Linked DNA regions of Homo sapiens: regions 2 and 3 are each linked to region 1. Evidence: chromatin contacts called from ENCODE Hi-C or POLR2A ChIA-PET data. All regions are on one chromosome and are shown on one strand. Each heading gives the region's core, a stretch centred on a gene start or an enhancer-like site at or near the end of the contact. The rest is flanking DNA. Distances are from core to core; before and after follow the strand shown. Region 1 has its middle 110 kb from the start of LINC00702. Region 2 has its middle 4.3 kb from the start of MIR6078. Region 3 has its middle 40 kb from the start of LINC00703.

What was found. Hi-C counts contacts between places; a loop is a spot of excess contacts on that map. ChIA-PET counts read pairs that join two places held with the same protein, here RNA polymerase II (POLR2A). Pooled maps may share reads with other maps.
Region 2: a pooled map shows a loop between it and region 1 (3-fold over the local background). The contact joins two enhancer-like sites. A Hi-C loop is called at or near these places in 8 of 50 pooled maps. POLR2A ChIA-PET finds 5 or more read pairs at or near these places in 3 of 52 experiments (AG04450, GM12878 and HEK293).
Region 3: a loop to region 1 is called in a pooled map, with 5 times the contacts of the local background. The contact joins two enhancer-like sites. A Hi-C loop is called at or near these places in 4 of 168 maps with a recorded cell type or tissue (B cell, CD14-positive monocyte and endothelial cell of umbilical vein), 9 of 37 single-sample maps with no recorded cell type and 14 of 50 pooled maps. POLR2A ChIA-PET finds 5 or more read pairs at or near these places in 6 of 52 experiments (AG04450, B cell, BJ and 3 more).

The regions. Positions count from the first base shown.
Region 1 is chr10:4,130,279-4,133,705 of GRCh38, reverse strand. No RefSeq gene overlaps it. Among named protein-coding and RNA genes, the nearest start is that of LINC00702, 110 kb to the left of the region's middle. Within about 2 kb of position 1,990, at least 8 of the 41 ENCODE cell types and tissues checked have a DNase peak (open chromatin) inside an H3K27ac peak, as active enhancers do.
Region 2 is chr10:3,993,689-3,997,246 of GRCh38, reverse strand. No RefSeq gene overlaps it. Among named protein-coding and RNA genes, the nearest start is that of MIR6078, 4.3 kb to the right of the region's middle. Within about 2 kb of position 1,811, at least 2 of the 41 ENCODE cell types and tissues checked have a DNase peak (open chromatin) inside an H3K27ac peak, as active enhancers do.
Region 3 is chr10:4,342,764-4,346,029 of GRCh38, reverse strand. No RefSeq gene overlaps it. Among named protein-coding and RNA genes, the nearest start is that of LINC00703, 40 kb to the left of the region's middle. RefSeq lists an enhancer at 752-1,951. Within about 2 kb of position 1,394, at least 20 of the 41 ENCODE cell types and tissues checked have a DNase peak (open chromatin) inside an H3K27ac peak, as active enhancers do.

The sequences.
Region 1 (3,427 bases), core at 741-3,240:
TTTTAGTTCTATTTTAATTGGAGTAGGTTCTGCTTGTAAATGCTACATGTTTCACTAGACAAAATAGGGGTCATTGTTTCCTTCACAAGGTCATTGAATCCATTCAGACTCAGATTCAACAACATACAATATTTCTAAACCTGTCTAAATGGTGTCCACAGGTCACATTTAAAACATTGAATTTATTGACTAGCTTTGTGAGAAAAAGTTGAGTCATTTATTTAGTTTTTTATTTCTTCAGTGATGCATTCTTTTTTGTGACCTTCTGGTCCTTTAGTCCTTGTTACTCGCTTCAACAATGTCCTTCAATAGTTTGGATTACGAGAGGTGAGAAAAATAAGATAAGGATGAAAACAAGGTTTTAACCTTCCTACAGGACTACTTGCTACACAATGATGTTTTCATTGTGTAGGTATTAAAATATATGTATTTATACACATATATAGGAATTTTATGTTCAATTAATTATTAAACTCCTTGAAGGAGTAATACGGACTACGCATCTTTGTATTTTTCCATTCCTAGAGCTTGAGATGAGTACCCAATAAAGGTATTTGTCTTTATTGATCACTTGAAAACATTTAACTCACTTCTGTCCACCTGGTCTCAAAATTTAGCACACCACTCTAACTGATATGCCATGAAGACTGGTCACAGACAAAAGTGGGACTGTGTTTTGTTGATTTCCAAAGCCATTCGCCAGGAGCGCGGCCCCAGGAGCATTTTTCTCATCATGTGAATGCCACCGTTGTCAATCCACTCCATCCACAGGCAGACAGCAGCACAGCCAAGGTCAGGTGCAATGTGAGGGGGTCCCCACAGGGGTGATATCTACACATGACCGGACCTTTCATTAGAGGAATGAAGAAATTAGAAGACACTCAAAACTTAGAAGGACTTAGAAGTAATTTTATTGAGGCTGAAACAAAAATATCCTACAATTCTAAAAACAGTAAACTAGATGACATATTTTTCTGTTGCTTTTGAACAGAAAATGGGCTACTGTGTCAAAGAAAGTACAAGATTATTAGTGTCACCAAAACACAGAAGTGGAGAAGCATTTATCATTATTGGGTGTGTGCGTGTTGGTGAAGTTTGTGTGCACGTGTGTCTGTCTCACACAATCTGCATGTGTCTGTGTTGGTGTGTCTCTGTGTATGCCTGTGTCTCTGTGTATCTGCTTGTGCCTGTGTTGGTGTGTCTGTGTGTGTGTGTGCCTGTGTCTCTGTGTATCTCCTTGTATCTGTGTTGGTGTCTGTGCGTGTGTGTGTGTGTCTCTGTATCTGCTTGTGTCTATGTTGGTGTGTGTATATGTGCCTGTGTCTCTGTGTGTCTGTGTTGGTGTGTGTCTATGTGTGTGTGTCTGTGTCTCTGCATCTGCTTGTGTCTGTGTTGGTGTGTGTGTGTGTGTCTGTGTCTCTGTGCATCTCCTTGTGTGTGTGTGTGTGTCTGTGTCTGTGTTTCTGCTTGTGTCTGTGTTGGTGTATGTCTGTGTCTGTGCCTCTGTCTCTATCTCCATGTGTGTCTGCGAGTGTGTCTGTGTGTCCTCTATCTCTGTGTTGTCTCGCTGTATATGTCTGTGAGTGTGTGTGTGTCATCTGTATCTCTGTGTTGTCTCGCTGTGTGTGTCTGTGAGTGTCTGTGTTAGTGGGTGTGCTCAATTTGATACAAGTCATTTTATTTTGTGAAGATGTAAGTACTTCACTTTTCCTTTCCCAGTATCTGCAAATTTCAACTGAGATCTAATTTTATTGCTCAAAGTGAAACTGTTCTGACTAATATCTGATGCTTGATGTTAGCTATTCTCATTCTTGGAATTATTTAAAATTCCACTGAAAGTACAAACTTAAACTGAGATTTTTTTTTTTTTTTTTTTTTTTTTTTGAGGAACTCAAACATGCAGAATTGAGATCTGAAATCTGCTGGCTGGTGCAGATTATAGCCTAAGATAGGAAGTTGGGGTTTTGGTTGCTTTAATGGAGAGGAAATGACTCATGTCAATGCTAGTATGTAATAAAGCTCCTAAATTTAGCTTTCCTTTTAGTGTAAAACCTAATATTGATATAGTAATGTGAAACTTTATTTTACTAAACTACAATTTTCTTGCTGCCTCTTCCATCTGCCAGTCAATTATTACATCTTTCATTAAGATCATGTTAAGACATATTTAGTGTACATAAAAATGTCTTGAAAATCCCAGTTGACTTCACAGTACACGCTAACTTTGGAAGCGTTGTGCAACCAACTAAGTCCAAACAAAGGGCCCTGTGTCTATTTGAATTTTGAGACAAAACACAAAGTTCTCGGGGATTAGTATCATGATTAAATATATCCCTTGACACTTACAGAAAGTGTATATATGTTTACAGACAAAAGGTGTTTCAAAAGTAGAATTACTGTTATCGTTCCCATTTCTTATTGTTATTATTTGCCAGGATGTCATAAGGTACAGTAATAGGGGATGAAAACAAATCTTCGTGTAAAAATCATAACTTTGTACTCTTACTGGAAACTGGGGGAAAAAATGAAAGAGTCCAGGTAGGGATTTATAGAGAGAGCATTTACAAATTCTTTATGGATTTTCACTAAATGTTTACTAACTGCTCTGGACACGTATGCTGAGGTCTCTTCACAACAGTGCACCTGAGAAACACAAAGATTAAGAAAATAAGAGACCATTTTTATGTCAGAGCTTTTTTGCTCTTTGTAGTAATTTAGACGACCCAACCACAACCACAGGAGACTCCAGCAGGAACTACGTAGAATGAGGCAAAGGTGCTCTCTCTTTGAGGAAGGAAGGAAGGGGTTGGTTTTATGCCTCATGGGGTCTTATTACACAATAGACTCACACATGGTCTGCAAGTTTGGGGGAAAAGCTATACATATTTAAGAGGAGAGTGGAACGCATGTGCAATGGGTGAATGTGTATGTAACATACATCCCGTGTTCACTTTGGGGCAGGGTTTCAGCATTAAAATGAGGTGGGATTAGCCCTTTATGTCAACAGATGAACTGCAGGAAACAAAAACAGTTTGTGCACAGCCTCTATAAGCTGCTGAAGCTGCCTTCAAGTCTGCCATTGTTTATCAGAAAAGAATGTTTGTAAAGCTATCAGAATGGTAGTGGTCTGGGTTGCAAATCAGAGCTTTGAGGGGTCTGATAGCAACCATTGTGAGGGAGCTTAGCGAGTGTGGTTTGTTTTGTACCTGTGTAAATTTGGAAATTTGCCACACCAGCCAGGCTCTGAACCTTTGAGACATAGGTAACTCCGTTCCCTTTAGCTTAGGGTCCATGTTTGTCGATATAGGGGTGTCTATTTCGATCTCTCATATCACAGACATGATGATATTGTGGCAGCTGTACCACATCCCTGCCACAGAAGCAGCTGTTCTATCAAGACAAGGACCTGCCATCCCTGCCGCTGCAT
Region 2 (3,558 bases), core at 562-3,061, 140 kb after region 1:
AAATACACCATTTGAAATTCAGAAATTATTTCTGCATATGTCTTCTTTTTTCCTTATAACTGGAGCCTTTTATTTTATCTTTTCTCTGCCATCAGCAACATGTAGTTTCACCTTGGAATAATGTGGTTGATCCAGGTATATTTGTTGTTAATTGGAACGCCAATGAAAATATAATTAGAACAGATTTTCATAGGATATAACAATTAAAAAATTGGGAGCCACGTTTGGTTTGAAGTTGGGTTTCTATGGAAATAGCAAAGCTCTCAGAATAACCTGCCAGAAAAATCTGAATTCAGTATGAAGTGTCTAGATGCCAACAGCAGGTAGACAACAGAGATGAGAATCAAGAAAGGAAGATCGAAAGTGATTAAGAGAAAAGAAATAGAAAGTGACAATGACAAAAGTACATGTTATTGAAGAAATGACTGTGCAGTGGATCTGAAATAAAAAAAAAAAAACCTAGAGGGAAAGAAATGTGTGAATTAAAGTTCATACCTAAAAGTACAGCAATTATATTTAAAAAGAACGTTCATATTCTTTGCCCAAGAATGTCACGAGAGTGGATGCCGTTACATTAAATTATAATCTCTCTGGGGAAGAGGTACAAGCAAATTTACTAAGGTATTTAAAATTGCACTTTAAAATTTTTAAAAAAGAATTTTAAAAAATTCCACAGGGAGCAATAACTCATTGGCAGCTATATCAACTCGACAAAACATTTCCAGTTCTAATTTCATAGGGCCAGATTAGGTTCTTATTTTTATTCTCTGTATTATATATATTTAATTACCATCTTCAGAACTTTAAAGGGAGCTACAAATTGAGGAAATGTTGGCAGATGTCCTCAAGAAAATAGGCATGATTTTAAAAATTACATATTTAAATCTCAGATCTCAAATGAAATATTAAAAGACCGATAGGGTTAGCAAAAAAACTAATTTGTCTTCACTCATCAAATCTGTATTATGTAGGAATTTTTTTGCATTGATCCATTCTATTCCCAGCAAGCATTTACTCCAAGCTTGTCAAGAGATCAGCAGCATGGACTAGAAGATGCAGCATTTTTTTAGGGCAACCAGGACCTGGTCAAGTCCTCCTCTCTCTTTACTGGCCACTTGGCTCAATTCAGTATATATATTTTTATCCAAAAATTGGAAATAAAAATACCTGTTCTGCTTACTTCGCAGAGGTTTAGCAAGGATGGAATGGATGACTGGGTACTGAGCTCTGTCCAAAAAATTACATAACTCTTCCAGGCCACAAGCCAATTTTATATGACAGTAGGAGAAACACATACCGAAAATATTTAAGTGCCAGACAAAATTGAATATATGATTAAAAAGAGCAATACATATAGAAAGTGCTACAGCAGTTCAGAAAACGGGGGAAGCCAATAGAGATTGAGTCAGATGTGATTCTACAACCTCCCTAACGACCCACACATTGCCTTGAAACACATCTCTAACCTGAAACCTTCAGGCTCTGTCTTCAACCTGTTTTCATTTGTTCTGTCCCCAAATTATAGCTGACCGCTTACTATAATTAAGTCATTCTTCAACCTTCTGCCTGAGGTCTCCTCCACTGCTTTTGCCCAATCCAGGATTTAGCACTGTGGGAAATATGGCTCCAGGTCCAGCGTGCTCTGCCCTTCTCATTTGGTACCTAGGGAGAATTCCTTTTCCTTCCCACTCCTAAATTCCTCTAATTCTCTGATTTCTAAGTCTGCTCTTTAAGAAACATTCTGTGATGAGTTCACTTCCTTTGCAGGGACATGGATAAAGCTGGAAACCATCCTCCTCAGCAAACTAATACAGGAACAGAAAACCAAATACCGCATGTTATTACTCATAAGTGGGAGTTGAACAATGAGAACACATGGACACAGGGAGGGGAACATCATACACCGGGACCTGTCAGGGGCTGGGGGGTAAAGGGAGGGAGAGCATTAGGACAAATACCTAATGCATGTGGGGCTTAAAACCTAGATGATGGGTTGATAGGTGAAGCAAACCACCATGGCACATGTTTACCTATGTAACAAACCTGCACTTTCTGCACATGTATCCCAGAACTTAAAGTAACAAAAAAAAAAATACAAATAAAAACATTCTGTGTACTTCATGAAGCAATTCTGCCACAGGCCTTAACGATGGCCACTTCTCATTCTAAATCCCTTCCCTACATCCTCACTGTTTCATGTTCAGTTTCAGTTTTAGAATAAATGATTAATCGAATTCTCCTGAAGCAAATGGCGGGAGACATTATGCTTTGGTTGTAATAAAATTTCATTGCAAATGCACTGATAGAAGTCACAGTGAAATATTACAGGGTCTAGAGACCAAAGAGAAAACAACCAGGAATAAAGGAAACAAAAAAAGCAATGTTCTGAACACAGTTCTGGGGGAAACTTTACCTTTAGACGGTGTAATGGATATGCCTCGGTCCTTATTCTCATGCTAGTGCATTAGTCCGTTTTCACACTGCTATAAAGAAATACCCGAGACTGGGTCATTTGTAAAGGAAAGATGTTTAATTGACTTGCAGTTCTGCGTGACTGGAGAGGCCTCAGGAAACTTATAATTATGGTGGAAGGGGAAGCAGTTGCATCTTACATGGTGAGAGAGAGTGTGTGTAAAGGAAGAACTCTGCAACACTTCTAAAACCATCAGGGATCTCATGAGAACTCACTCACTATCATGAGAACTGCATGGGGGAACCGCCAATCACCTCCTTCCTTCTACAGGTAAGGATTACAGGTACCTCCTTTAACACGTGGAGATTACAATTTGAGACAAAATTTGGGTGGGGCCACAGAAGCAAACCATAACACTAGCCATTGAAACAGTGCTACGTTTTGTTAGAAGAGTTTTGTTTTGTGTTCAGGGGCAGGGAGGATGTCGAGTGAAAATGATTTAAGATATTTTTGAATTCTTGGTGTGGAGGAAATAAAGGGTAATTATTACTGTGTTCTTCAACACTACATAAACACCCACTTTTCTCTGGTCTGGACCAACAGCATCTCCAAAGGAATGGGGATCTGTCCAAGACAAGAGCTCCCCAAAGCTGTTGCCCTGTGTGGAAGGTGACTCAGCCATCCTTGATTGGCAACGAAGTAGGTTCTGCAAACTGTGCTTCCCTGATTCAGGTCAATAGTTGCTACTGATTTATAGCTATGGTGGGATAATTTAAGGGGAAGGATAGAGCATCTTGGTTATGGAGATTTATGAACTTACCTGACCAGCAAACCACATTATTCGTGATGCCTGCCAACCAGGCTTCAGATATATTTTGGTTTTAGTGGCATTCTTCTAAAACGTCCATCAAAGACAGCCCCCAGGAACATTTTATTCCTGATTGCCATATATTCTTCACTTATTGTAATTTGCTTAAGCAGACGTTACGATACTAAATTGGCTTCGTATTATGCACAGAGGTACTAGCTTCCAATACCTTCTGAAATAAGCAAGCAGAAGGGGTAATTAAATCTTGTCTTTTTCTTCACATTGCTCGGCATGTTCTTTTATTTTTCTGGCTCCTATGCTGACAACCCAGCAGGAG
Region 3 (3,266 bases), core at 145-2,644, 210 kb before region 1:
GAGTGCTCTTAGTCATCACAGCTCCACTTGGAGAAGAATCCACTGTTAAGTTCATGAATTTACGTTAAACCCTGGTCAACCCAGGTAGTGTAACAATCAACACAGACTTCCATGTTCTGGCAAGGGACAGTCAGTGAGAAAATTTTACATACTGGCAAACCAGCAGCAAAAATAATCAAAATATCAGGCAGGGAAGAAAAAAAAAAACGTAAACATGTACGAAGAAAACTTCAGCTGTGAAAGAAATACGATATTTAAGTTGACTAAAATCTTTCCTTTTTCCTTTAATTCATAAACTTCACCATTTTTGCCCCTCCCTCCCTCACTGCCTTCCTTCCTTCCTTCCTTTCTTTCTTCCTTCCTCCCTTCCTTCTTCCTTTCTTTCTTTTTTTGGACATTTACATATTATTAGATTTGTTCAGGTTTTGATCATTACTGGAAGATGAGAAATTCTTGCCTCCAAGCCCAAATAATGCTAACCCTTATTCTCTGGACATTTGACAGCAGAATTTCCTTATCCTGACACTGAAACAAAGATTCTATTTCTCAGCATTGAAAGGTCTGCCTACAACTCATCTGTTCATTGGTTGATGGATGGACTGATTTGTTCTTACCTGGAACTGATTATTTAGTAACTAAACTACACACATACAAACACACACACACAACAAATGCACATACATACAAACAAAAATTAAAAAACCACACACACTTAAACACATACAACACACATGCATACATAACACACACAAATATACACACACGTATCTGGGAGGTCCCAACCTTCCAGGGGGAAACTGTCTCATGCTGCTTAAAGCTTCCACAGGCCGCACCTGCTGTTCCAATTTGCCCCTCTCTCCAGTGGTTTGAAAGGTAAGCTGCAAATAAATGAGCACTATGTATAGCTGACCTTGCTTAGAGTGGCATTTTAATGCATTTGACTACACCTGCCTCTAATTTCAGTGTTGATATTTTAATGCAATCCAACAAATTTCTAGGAGTGAATTTGCAAAATTTAAGCAAGTATTGCAAGATGAGCTGGGAACAAGCAGGTGCTCTTCTGTAAAAATATACATGGGGCCGCTGCCGGCACTGATTTCCTTAGCATGTTATCAAATGCCCTGCTGTAGCAACAGTCTTTTTCTGTTTTCTTCTGATGCTTAACTGGAGGATGATTCAATCGTAGACCAAGAAACCGTGGTTGAATTACAACATTCAAAACAGCCCGTGTGTAATGGCTCAGAGCTCCTCTGGATGGATCTTGCATCTCTAAGCTAAATGCAAGTTCACAGATTCCTAAAAATACCCCCTGATGTGAGTCATCCTGTTCCAAAGAGCTCTGAAGAATGTTTTCCACAGAAGTGGCGAGGCACAGCCCCAGGGTGTGGAGCTCTCGTCTGAGTTATGTAGGCAACTTGCGTCAGCCACATACTATGTTATAGTCTCCATATTCCCTGGCGCTGAGCGTGGATAGCTGGAATGATCTGTTGAAATACAAACCTCTGCAGCAGCTTCAACTCTGCCTCCCATGCAACTTCCCCAAACAAAATGGATCTGTGTCAAAGGAGAGGTGCGCAGGTCACTCAAGGTGTGCTTTCTATCAAAGGGTTTTTTTCAAGAAAGAAACCCAAAGCCAGAAATAAACATGGTAGCCTTGGGCTTTAAGGAAAAAACAAAACAGACAAACAAACAGACAAAAAAAAAACCTGTCTTTCTTAAAGCTTCCCCATTTTCAGACTCTCACACTGAAAGTTGAGAGATAGTTTTGCCTCCTCCGTGAGGTGGGTGGAGGGTGCTGTGAGAGAGGGAATCTCAAGCTGGCCCAGATCAGCTGTGGAATAGATGCACTGAGAAGATGCTGAGGTTTCCACATAGATGCCCCCTTCTGTCACAAGTGCAGACTCTGAAGACGCAGTTGGCCTGGGCCCCATTGCTCTGCTGTCTCCAGGAGTCATTAGTGGCACTTTATCAGAGGATCCTGGATGAAAGGAGAAATCAAATCATTTTCTAAGAGTGGGACTTCAGGCATGTGAGCCTGTGTTTTAAGAGAGAATAACTCTTTTAATGCTCCGGAAACTGCACAGCTGGAAGACTGCGGCTCAATGTACACATGTGGATAGCACAGTTGCCTTGGGTCTTTCTTCAAAATAATAGGATATAAATTATACACGAGGAAAACAAGAGAGGGTTGGTGCTGATTATCAGCTTGGACAATCAATCATACACTTTAAATTTGAAAATAAAATATTTAGGGGCACATGGCTTCATTGACTCTAATAAAAGTGTTTTATCCTCTGATTCTCACAGAAAATCTCTAGAATCTTGCTCTTTTAAGAATTCATTATTCCCTTGTTTCCAAATAGGAGCTTACCAACTATACAATAATTTTTTAAAAACAATTTAAAAGTCATATGTAATTTAGAAATTTGTCAGATTACTACCTCGTAGTCTAAGCAGCAGTTACAAGGTTATCTAGAGACTGTTTCAGAATCTTTAGTTTTTGAGCCCTATTAAAAGAAACATATTCCTTACTTTATAAAGACATAAATGGTCAAGCAATTTTAAAAAGCAACCAACTAATACTTTATTAAAATTCATACAAAAATTTACCATCTTAACCATTTAATTTGAACAACTCAGAGCCATGTAGTACAAGCACAGTGCCGCACCAATGTCATCACTCTCTGGTTCCTGAATGTTTTCATCCCTCCGGAAGGAAACCCCACACACATTAAGCTGTCACTCCCCATTCTCTCCTCTCTGCAGACTCTAGCAACTCTCAATTTGCTTTCTGTCTGTGTGGATTTGCCTATTCCCGCGATTTTATCTAAATGGAGTCAGATGGTGTGTGGCTTTGTTTACTTAGCATGACGTTTTCCAAGTTCATCCATGTGGGAGCGCATGTTAGTGTTTTTCTCCTTTTTATGCCTAAATCATATTCCATTGTATGGGTGGACCATGTTGGGTTTATCCATTCAATCGTGGATGGGTATTTGGTTTATTTCTACCTTTTGGCTATTATGAATAATGTCGCTATGATTATTCATACACAAGCTTTTGTTTGAACACCTGTTTTCAGTTTTGGGGGGTATATACCTTGGGGTGGAATTGCTTCGTCATAGGGTAATTCTACCTTTAGCTTTCTGAGAAACCAACAACCGTTTTTTCACAGTGGATACAGTGGTTTCACCATAGTCCTTTCCCACCAGCAATGTGTGAGGGTTCCAGTTTTTCCTCATTTCCAGCAATACTTGTTATGTTCATTA